3 separate regions of the Homo sapiens genome follow, and regions 1 and 2 are each linked to region 3. Evidence: chromatin contacts called from ENCODE Hi-C data. All regions are on one chromosome and are shown on one strand. Each heading gives the region's core, a stretch centred on a gene start or an enhancer-like site at or near the end of the contact. The rest is flanking DNA. Distances are from core to core; before and after follow the strand shown. Region 1 overlaps RHBDD1 (rhomboid domain containing 1). Region 2 holds the start of SGPP2 (sphingosine-1-phosphate phosphatase 2). Region 3 holds the start of CUL3 (cullin 3).

Region 1 (3,013 bases), core at 432-2,931, 2.3 Mb after region 3:
GGGAACAAGCATCAATGCTGTTCTCTTTACAAGGCTCCTGTTTGTCTCTTTCTTTCAAGTGTTCCTCATTGCATGTTCTTTTCCTGAGAGCCAGCGAGTCTTTTCATAGCTTGGAGACAAAGAAAATTACTCAGAACCATCTTGCTTGTGGTGTTTCAGGGAATCTCCCCTAGGCTGCTGCCATAGTAGGCGAAATGTATTGGTTTTGACTCTGAGTCTCGTGTAGGTTACCAAATGGCGGATTCTTAGCTCTGTGATTGCCGTGGCTCAGCAAGCACCCTGAGCTGAACATCTAGTGGTTTTAACTTACCTCCTGTTGGTCTTGGTGAAACGGTCCTGGCACACTTGAGCCATTTACTCAACATATCCTTGAGTGCCTCTCATGTGCCTGGCCCTGTCCTGGGTGTTTGGAATACATATGTAAAAGCCACATAAAGGCTATGTTCTTGGAGTCTCCATCAGGCTCTTTCATAACTTTCAGTTTCCCACCTTCTGGAATGAGAGGTCACTATTCCAGGCTGTGGGAATGCGTTCATTTGCTTGGCTTTTTTTTTTTTTTAAGCTTCTAATTTTGTATAATGTATGAATGAGACACCATTGCTGCCCTCAGGGAGTTTGTGTGTGACAGAGAGAGACGGACAGGCAGGCAGACGTGTAAGTACTGTGCCACCAGCAGACTGGCTTCGTGCCAGAATAAGGTAGGAGCCTCAGCTCTGAGGGGAGGCAGGAGAAGGAAAGAACGGCTCTTCAACTGGGGTGGCATTTTTTGACAGAGGTGCTGTTTGGCTTAGCCTATGGTCAGAGAGTGCTTGGGGGATGTGACAGTGGGGCATGTGGGAATGGAGGTAGTAGACGATGAGGTCTCCACCCTCTGACTTTGCAGAGATGGGCAAGGCCAAGTGTTGGAAGGGCTTAAACACACACCGGAGTATTCTGTGAGAACCAGTGGATTTCAGAGGATGGCAATGACACCACTTGCCTTCTGCCTCAGGAGGATAACTGATGGCCGTGTGTGGGATGCACTGGAGAGCAAGAGCTGGCTTGCAGGGAGACCAGCTGGATGATTTTCTTTCATTTATTTTATTCATTCAACACACATTCATCTGGGGTTCACTCTGTGCCCAACACTGGGCATTTCCAAATAGTCCAGATGGCAGTAAGCATGGTTGTGGCAGTAGGAATGGGAAGGCTGGGAGGGGTATGAGAGGCATTACAAACGGGAAGTGGGAGTGGCACCCCAGAAAAGTCTAGTTTAAGGTGCTAGTGGATGTGTGCATGTGTGCGCGGGGGTGTCTAGAGGGTGGCGGGCAGCTGGAAATTGAGGTCAAGTGCTTAAAGAACAACTCGTTGTGTAGGACCCCCCCCTTTGTGGTAACAGCAGAGGTTTTTGAGAATCGCCAGTAATTTCTTAAACTCAGGCTGGTTGGGAGGTCATTCAGCCAGGGAACTCCACAAAGAGTGTTGCCACTTGGGTCAAAGTAGACCTCTGAAAATAAATCTTACAAGTAATTGCTGGTTTTAGATGCCAGTTTAAGAAGAGTTAAACCACTGTCATGCCCTAACGCAAACACTTTCATGCCCTAACTCATCTTTCAAGTTTGAAATTTAAATGTATGTTTCTTTGTTCTGAGTGACTGAAACATACACATGAAGACAACTTTGGTGGATGCAGGTGGGCATCTCAGTTCCTTTTGCTGAGTTTCACTTGCTCTCTGCTTCACTCATCCATGGTGTAGAAAACTGCAGCAGTCTGCCCTGCCATAACACAGATAGACATCATCCCTCACAATGGCTGGATAATTCCAGATTTAATGCCAAACAGAGAAAACTGATTTTATTTATGTTTTGTGATAAGAGGTACAGAAAAAAAACGGAAAGCGATGTAATGACTTGTCTTGACCAAATGCTTCCACTGCTCTGGAGGAGACAACCCACTTCCCCTGGTTAAGGAGGGGTGTTGCGTTTTAAACATGTGGTGGTTGTTATTCATTGTACTTTTTTTTAAGGTAGGAGATGTTGTTCTTTGGACTGAGTTAAATGCTGCTTAGCATAAAAGACTTGATGTGGAACAAAGCCTGCAGACTGTGACTATTTGACATGCACTGGGCTAATGAGAAGACAGAATGTCTCTAATCAGCAGCAGAACAAACACTCACAAAGGGTCTCCTTCCCTCCTAGGACTTCCTTCGCTGGGCATCTGGCTGGGATTCTTGTTGGACTAATGTACACTCAAGGGCCTCTGAAGAAAATCATGGAAGCATGTGCAGGTACAGAATAAAACACCTTTGGCATGACAACAGCTTGGAAGTTCATGTTAATTTTAATGTGAACAGAAGCAACCCCAAGTTTCCCTGTGGTTCAGCTCAAGAATTCCCTAATATGCCTGTTTTTCTTTTTAAACCGAAAGGTAAAACAACCAGTGCAGTTCCTTACATTGCTCCACAAAAGAGGCTGCAAACTTAAATTTCGAATCTGATACTTTCTTAGGGGACAAATATCAGTATATATTTATACCCTCAACCTTAATGCTACCCGCAGAAAACCACGATTTCCTAAAGAATGCAGAGAACTAAAGTGCCTTTAAAATAATGCATTCTTCTATAATAGTCCATGAATTAATATACGTGCAAGGCAAAGGTGAAAAAGAAAACAAAGCCTGGACTGAAGTGCATGGCCAGTATTTTAAAGAATTCAGACTGATGACCGGGTCCTTGGTGGATGAGCCATATATTCATGCATGGCGAAACCAAGTCTGTTATTGCTTGAAGCTTAGCTCCTGCTTTTTTTAATTTTGTTTTTCCCTTCAAATTGATACTCAATGAAAATATTTCATTTAGAAATACTTGTATTTTTTAGACCTCTTAATTTTCAATGCGATTCTCATTTTGACTTGTAAGAAAACTGGTTTGCAAACACTTGTTTTATAGACTGAGTTCCACTATTTCATCTTTTATTCATGGGAAGTCTTCTGAGACTATTTTACCTTTTCTTGAACCATAAATAATTTGTTTCA
Region 2 (3,117 bases), core at 60-2,559, 2.2 Mb before region 3:
CCCTTAAGAGCTTCAGCATTCTCTCAGTCCCCTTGACTTTGCTCTCCAGACAGGACTGAGAAGCAAGAAAAGTAGAAACTAGGGCATGAAGGGGACTACATCATCCTGGAAAGTCACATCCCAAAGACATTCAGGCCTAAAAGGACAACTGAATAAATAAGGCATTGACAGGTGTTCATTAATCATTTGTGCAACCAAATTCTTAGTAGGCTTTGCATGGACAATCAGGAAACATGCAGGTTTCTGCTGCAAACGAAAGACGGGGTTGAATTGCACTTTTGTTGCAGACTGATCACCTGGGCCTAATTTGATTGTTGCCTCCCAAGGGATCTCTGAGCCCAGGAGGGAAATGTAGGAGGGAGGAGGGAAAACCAAGGCCGGCCTGCAGGATGTTTCCTTTGCTATCTTCTGCTGAGTGCTCTAAAGCAGGTGCAGGTGCAATGAGATACCTAATCCTGTCCCCAGTCCTCCAGCACTTTGTTCTCTTCTCGTTTAAACTCCCTAAATGGTCTGGTGGGGTTTTCCCAGTGTCATTGCTTAAAGAGAGGCAGAGCGGAAAGAAAGAAGTAGGAGAAAGCGGTAAGCATCTTTGTTCTCAATGCGGAAAACCCAGAAGGGACTTTCCTTCCCACCCACCTGAAAATGTTCCCCAGTTGCCAAATCAGAAGGGCAGGGGCAGCGACGCGGAAGATGACTCAGGGCCCACTTTGAACCTCCTGGGTACTTGAGCAAGCTCAAGGGTGTTCGGACCTCTAGGGAGACGTTGCATCACGCAGTTTGGAAAGAACTTGGGAATTCTCCCTGGGGGGCTCGCTGTATTTACTGGGAACTAGTCTTGCAGGAAGGTGAGAGTACGTGGCTGGCTGTGGGGAGCTGGCGTGGGAGGAAATCCGACTTCACCTTGGGCTCAGAGTTGCAAGGAAGGTCACTGTGGGATCAGCCTGAGCCCAAAAGGATGGGCTAATGGGAGCGGCCGCAGGTGCACGCGCGCTCGGCCGCTCCCATTAGTGTTACGTCTGCCGGGGGAAGAAGGTGGGGTGGGGGGTTGGGGGCGCCGGGAGAAGAGAGGCGCAGTTCGGAGATCGGCACTCCTCCGTCCAGTTACAGGCGGTCCTGCCCCCGTGGCCGCCCGGGGCCGCCCAAGCCCTCCGGGACGGAGAGAAAGGGGGACGCGTTGCGCAAGGTGGAGGCAGACACCTGGGCGGGCGCTAGGACCCGGGCGGCGCACCTGTTGGCTGGGCCCGGGGCCCCGCCCGCCCGGCCTCCGCCCGGAGTGCGGGATCGGCGGGGGCGAGGCGGGAGTGGCGGTGCCAGCGGAGGGCACCGGCCCGGCGTGGCAGCGGCGGCGGAGCGCGGCCCCGGGCACACCATGGCCGAGCTGCTGCGGAGCCTGCAGGATTCCCAGCTCGTCGCCCGCTTCCAGCGCCGCTGCGGGCTCTTCCCCGCTCCGGATGAAGGCCCCCGGGAGAACGGCGCGGACCCCACGGAGCGCGCGGCGCGGGTCCCCGGGGTCGAGCATCTCCCCGCAGCCAACGGCAAGGGCGGCGAGGCTCCGGCCAACGGGCTGCGCAGAGCCGCGGCGCCGGAGGTAACCATGGGCAGGTGTTCGCCGGGTACGGGGAGGGGGCGGCTGCGGACGTGCGGGTCCCTGCGACTCCGCCACGCGGGGCCGGCCGGGCCGAGAGGGCGCCGTCCCCGGCAGTGACCCGGCTCCCGCCGCTGCGAGCGGACGGGGAGGCCTGGCCTTCCAGTAACCAGGATGCCACCCTCCAACGCTGCCAGGGGCAACCGGGTCTATTGAGATATCCCCAGACGCTTTCAATGCAGTCCATTTAGAGACTTCCCACTTTCAAAAGTAGTTAAATTCACGTAGATGCCAGCAAATATGTAAGAGTTACGTAATGGAACGGAGGAGCGGGGATGTCCTTGGCACTTCCCCGGGGAGACGTTCTTAGACTCCCCCCCACCCCCGTATTCTTGCATTTCCGCCCATCCCCCTTCCCTGATGCGCACAAATGCGGGTGCAGCCGGGCTCAGCGCGCTCCTCACCGCGCTGCACCGCCAGCTCTGGGCACAGAACTTGGGGCTCACACAGCTCCTAGAGAGATTTACAACCTCCCTGCACTACCCCCGGCGATGATGTCTTAACAGCAACTCTCGCTTGCCCTCCCCCAGAGTCTGGGGGTCCCTCCTGCCTGGTGGGTCTTTTATGGACCGACACCAGTGACTTCTAACAGATGCTTCTGGGAGGGAAGCTCGCTACGCTCCCGCTAGGTGTTCAAAGCGTGGTTATACAACCCACTGCGGCTTGGGGGGAACCAGCGTGCGTCGTCGTCGCAGTGCACAGGGACTTTAGGCAGCAGGGACCAGACGGGCTGCACTTGGCTTCTGGGGACGCATGTCTACCGGGAGCACTGGCAGCACCTGCCTTTTCCCTCGGCAAAGTCAAAAGTGTGGCGCAGGAGAACAGAAATAAACGTATTAATAATTCGAATTCCTTGTACACAGCCACATTTTGTTCTTCCTAGAAGGTTTTGGTGAAAGAAAGGTGGCCTTTACTTACGTGTAAATTTCTAGATGTAGTAACTGAGGAATTACGAAGAACCTGGCTTCTGTGTGGAATGGAATATTATAGGCATTGGATTACAGAATTTGTTTGGGAGGGTGAGGGTGGTTGTGTGTTCTACTCCAGAGAAATCCTCCTCTGTATTTTTTCCTCTTTATTGTTCCTTCTTTATCCCATGTGACATTCCGGTAACCTATAGATGAGTATGAGAACCCCTCTTTTTTCTCTTGCCTTGTCTTAAAAACGGGGCAGAGTAGGGGGGATAAGAAATCAGCTGGGCGTGGTGGTGCGGCCTGTAGTTCCAGCTACTCCGGAGGCTAAGACAGGAGAATAGCTTGAGGCGGAGGTTGCAGTGAGCCAAGATCACGCCACTGCACTCCAGCCAGGGCGACTGAGCGAGACTCCGTCTCAAAAAAAAAAAAAAAAAAAAAAAAAGACCAAAACAAACAAACAAACAAACAAAAAACAGTCCCATGGCTGAAACGTGCCGTGACATATTCGGTGCACACACTGTTTACACCCACAGGTAGACACGTGAGTTGCTTTCTGTT
Region 3 (3,227 bases), core at 475-2,974:
ACACAAAGCAGAGGTTTTCGCACACTGACTTTAGTATTTATGTTCTTACAATTTCAGAATTCTGCATGAGGTGTATCCTTTTAAATTTTAGGAATTCAGAGAGGTCCTCATGTTCTCTGAAACTAAATCACTTGACTCAACTGGGGCAATCACATCAAGGTAAGTCTTTCCTCACTGCAACTGCGCTTCAGGAAAAGCATGCTTTAAAAAGTGACAACAAATCCCCCTCTTTCGCTGGTACATCATATGAAGTATTTATGAATCTAAGAAGGGAAGACCAAGATCTTTCTCTAATTTTACTTTTTAAAATCTTCTGTCCGATTGCTAGTTCGTCTGTCTTGACGTATGCCTTTTATTGTAGCGACATAGGCAAGTATGCCCAGTTCGTTAACAGTACATTTTAATTGCTTGCCACGGGGAAGCTGAACCAGATTTGACACCCAAAGTTATATCCTATATACTAAACATCGCAAGGGTACGACTCAACGTAATGCCAAAAAAGAAAAAGTTTCTGAGCAGAACACGTTTGCTGTCACTGAAAGCGATGAAACAAAGCTACTCCGCAAGGCGACTACACTCATTCTTTGGGCTCCCAAGGCTGAGAAATGGAGAACCAATTGGCCGGTTTGCTCTCTGTTGCTTCCCCCCCACCCGGCCTTCCTCCGAGTGGCGAGGCAATCCTGCACAAGAGTTTGTAAAGTGCTTAGGAAGCTTGTAGGATGAAAGACGCTATAAATACACCCAATGTTACTAGTTTATGACCACGGAGCATTCCGTGGAACCACTGTCACTGCGTCGGGGGCAGGTTGATGGCATAGACCTTCCTGGGGAGGGGGGCAGAGAGAGAGGGCAGCCCCTTCATCACCCTAAAAGCTAGGCTGGGTAAATTTTCAAAGTGTAGCGAAACCCCACGTGAAAAGTTCCACACACGCCCCACACAGGGAGGACTCCGCGGCTGCTAGCAGCGCCGGAGACTGGGCCTACAACCCCGGCAACGTGGGGAGGCGTGGGGCGGCCGAGGGGCCCCGGCCGCAGCCGACGCCCGCGGAGCGGCTGAAGGAGCAGCTCCCGGACGGGGGCGCGGCGCCAGGCCCGGGCTCCCGGCGCGGGGAACGGCCCGGGAGGGCGGCCGCGCCGGGGCCCCGCGCCGCCCGGTTGCCGGGAAGGCTCGCGCCCCGCGGCCGGCGGGCGTGGGGGAGGGGAGGCCGGGCCTGCGGCCTGTTGGGGGACTTCAGCCCGGGCCTCGCGTGCGGCTCTCGGCCCGGCCCCCGGCCCCGGGGTCCCGGACGCCGAGGAGAGACTCACCGGAAAGGCCCGGATCCGCATCTTGGTGTCCTTCCGGCTGCCCGTGCCTTTGCTCAGATTCGACATGGTGCTCGTCCCCTCCCCGGCGGCGGCTTCAGGTCGCGCTCCGCGACGCCGGTGTCACATTTAAGGCGGGCAGGCAGGCTAGGGGCGACGCTGGGGGCGGCGGCGGCGCGACCCCCGGGCAGGGCTGGGGAGCTGGCCGGCCCCTGGGCAGCCGCGGCGGCGGCGGGGGCGGCGGCGGCGGCGGCGGCGGCTCGGACTCTGGCGACTCCGATGCGGCTGGGGGGCTGCGCTGGCGCGGCGGCTCCGCGGGGTCCCCCTCACGTCCGGCTCGGCTCCCTTTATCGCGCTCCTCCGCGATGGCGGCGGCGGCGGCGACGGACAAACATCTCACTGCGCAGGCCGAACGTCGTCCTCCTCCTCCTCCTTCTCCTCCTCCGCCTGAGCGAGACGAGATCCGGCCCAGAGGGTGGAGGGGGGAGGAGGGAGGGAGGAGAGCCGGAGAGTGAGAGATGCCGGGGGAGGGAGGTGGGAGGACGGGAGGGGGAGCCCGGCGGCCGCCGCGGGGGACGCTCAGATCTCGCGAGAAGAGGGCGAGCGCGCTGCCCCCCTGGTGGGCGGGGCGAAGCCCGGGAGAGGGTGGGCGCCACCGGAGGGGAGGAGGGGAACAGGGAACTGAAGGAAGTGGGAGGGGCCGGCGGGGCGGGGAAGCGGAAAGGGGGCGTGGCTGAGGGCGGGAGGATTAAGCTGCCTTTTTGAAAGTGGAGCGCCAGGTCCCGGGTTCTGGGTGGAGGTGGTTGCTGATTGGTGGAGCTCGGAGCGGCGGTTGGGAGGGTCCTGGTCACATGGTGGGGAGTGGGAGGGGGGAAGTTCGGAGAGCGGGAGCGGGATGGTAGTGGGCTGGGCCCCACTGGGCTGGGACAGCAGGAGGATAGTCTTGAGGAGGAGCGTGGGGTGCTAGATGTGTAACTACGTCCCGAACTGGTTCCTGTGTTTTTCTAGGGCATGTGGACTAGGGATGGGTACTTGAGTAGAAGCCTGCAACTTGAAGAGTTTGTGCAGGAGTTAGCTGCAGTGTCGGAAATTAGTGTCCTGTATGCTCAACAAGGTATTCGGACTGGGTGTGCACACCACAGCTCTCAGGACTGGAAGGTGGAAATTTAATCTACGAAGTTCCCTTAAACTGCATAAGCTTCGGGACCTCTTGATTCACTGATATTTTCTGGTGGACCCAGGGCTTATTCATGTTAAAACCTGTTTTTCATTACCATCAGAATAAACTGACAGCTCCATTAATGAAATGCAGCATTTGGTAAATAATGTTAAGTGGAATGATAGAAACCTATCTTTAACCTACCGGATAAATCATTTCTACCATTACCAAGAGTATTGTAGATTTTTAAAGCCAAAATTACCGTCTGATTCAGTTGCTGTATATTTGAAAAGGTTTTGGCTTTTGGTTTTGGAGGAGAGGCGTTTGGTCGCTTTATAGTCAAAATGTCTAATTTGACTTATCGGTTTTGCTGTCCATTTGTTATGAATTGTACTTCCTCATTTACCTACTTGCCCAATTGCTGTTATGTTTGGGTTTCTGACTCTGCAAGGGAATACGTGAGTTCTTATTAAAGTTTGTGTTCTTCCTATTTTAAAGAAGCATATGTTTGGGGGATGGATATCTACATTTAGAAGCTGGAATTTTAATACTTTTAAATAGCAAACAATATAAAGTGAAATACACTTATTTGTTGACTGTAAGGTTGAATTTGCCCTAAATTAACTTAATCCTGATGACTAAGCTTATGAGTGTTGTGCTTAAAGCCCCTTCTTGCTTAAAACGCCCCACTGCAAATACCATATTTTCTTGTTTTTTTTTTTTTTTTGTGGGAGTTTTTTGGTATTGGCTAATTAAAGCAGGAGCT

Evidence for each region. A loop is a pair of places that touch in the nucleus more often than their neighbours do. Pooled maps may share reads with other maps.
Region 1: a loop to region 3 is called in a pooled map, with 5 times the contacts of the local background. The contact joins the enhancer-like site here to the promoter of CUL3 in region 3. A Hi-C loop is called at or near these places in 3 of 50 pooled maps.
Region 2: a pooled map shows a loop between it and region 3 (5-fold over the local background). The contact joins the promoter of SGPP2 here to the promoter of CUL3 in region 3. A Hi-C loop is called at or near these places in 3 of 37 single-sample maps with no recorded cell type and 7 of 50 pooled maps.

What each region holds. Positions count from the first base shown.
Region 1 is chr2:226,904,615-226,907,627 of GRCh38, forward strand. RHBDD1 (rhomboid domain containing 1) reads left to right here. Exons shown (of 9, transcript NM_001167608.3): 6 at 2,179-2,267. Among named protein-coding and RNA genes, the nearest start is that of RHBDD1, 70 kb to the left of the region's middle. RefSeq lists a silencer at 233-382. Within about 2 kb of position 1,682, at least 3 of the 41 ENCODE cell types and tissues checked have a DNase peak (open chromatin) inside an H3K27ac peak, as active enhancers do.
Region 2 is chr2:222,423,234-222,426,350 of GRCh38, forward strand. SGPP2 (sphingosine-1-phosphate phosphatase 2) reads left to right here and starts at 1,310. Exons shown (of 5, transcript NM_152386.4): 1 at 1,310-1,588. The coding sequence starts at 1,370. RefSeq lists enhancers at 554-853, 2,044-2,193, 2,244-2,303 and silencers at 1,014-1,363, 1,454-1,683, 1,694-1,743.
Region 3 is chr2:224,583,639-224,586,865 of GRCh38, forward strand. CUL3 (cullin 3) reads right to left here and starts at 1,725. Exons shown (of 16, transcript NM_003590.5): 1 at 1,306-1,725. The coding sequence starts at 1,371. RefSeq lists silencers at 1,189-1,448, 1,779-2,198.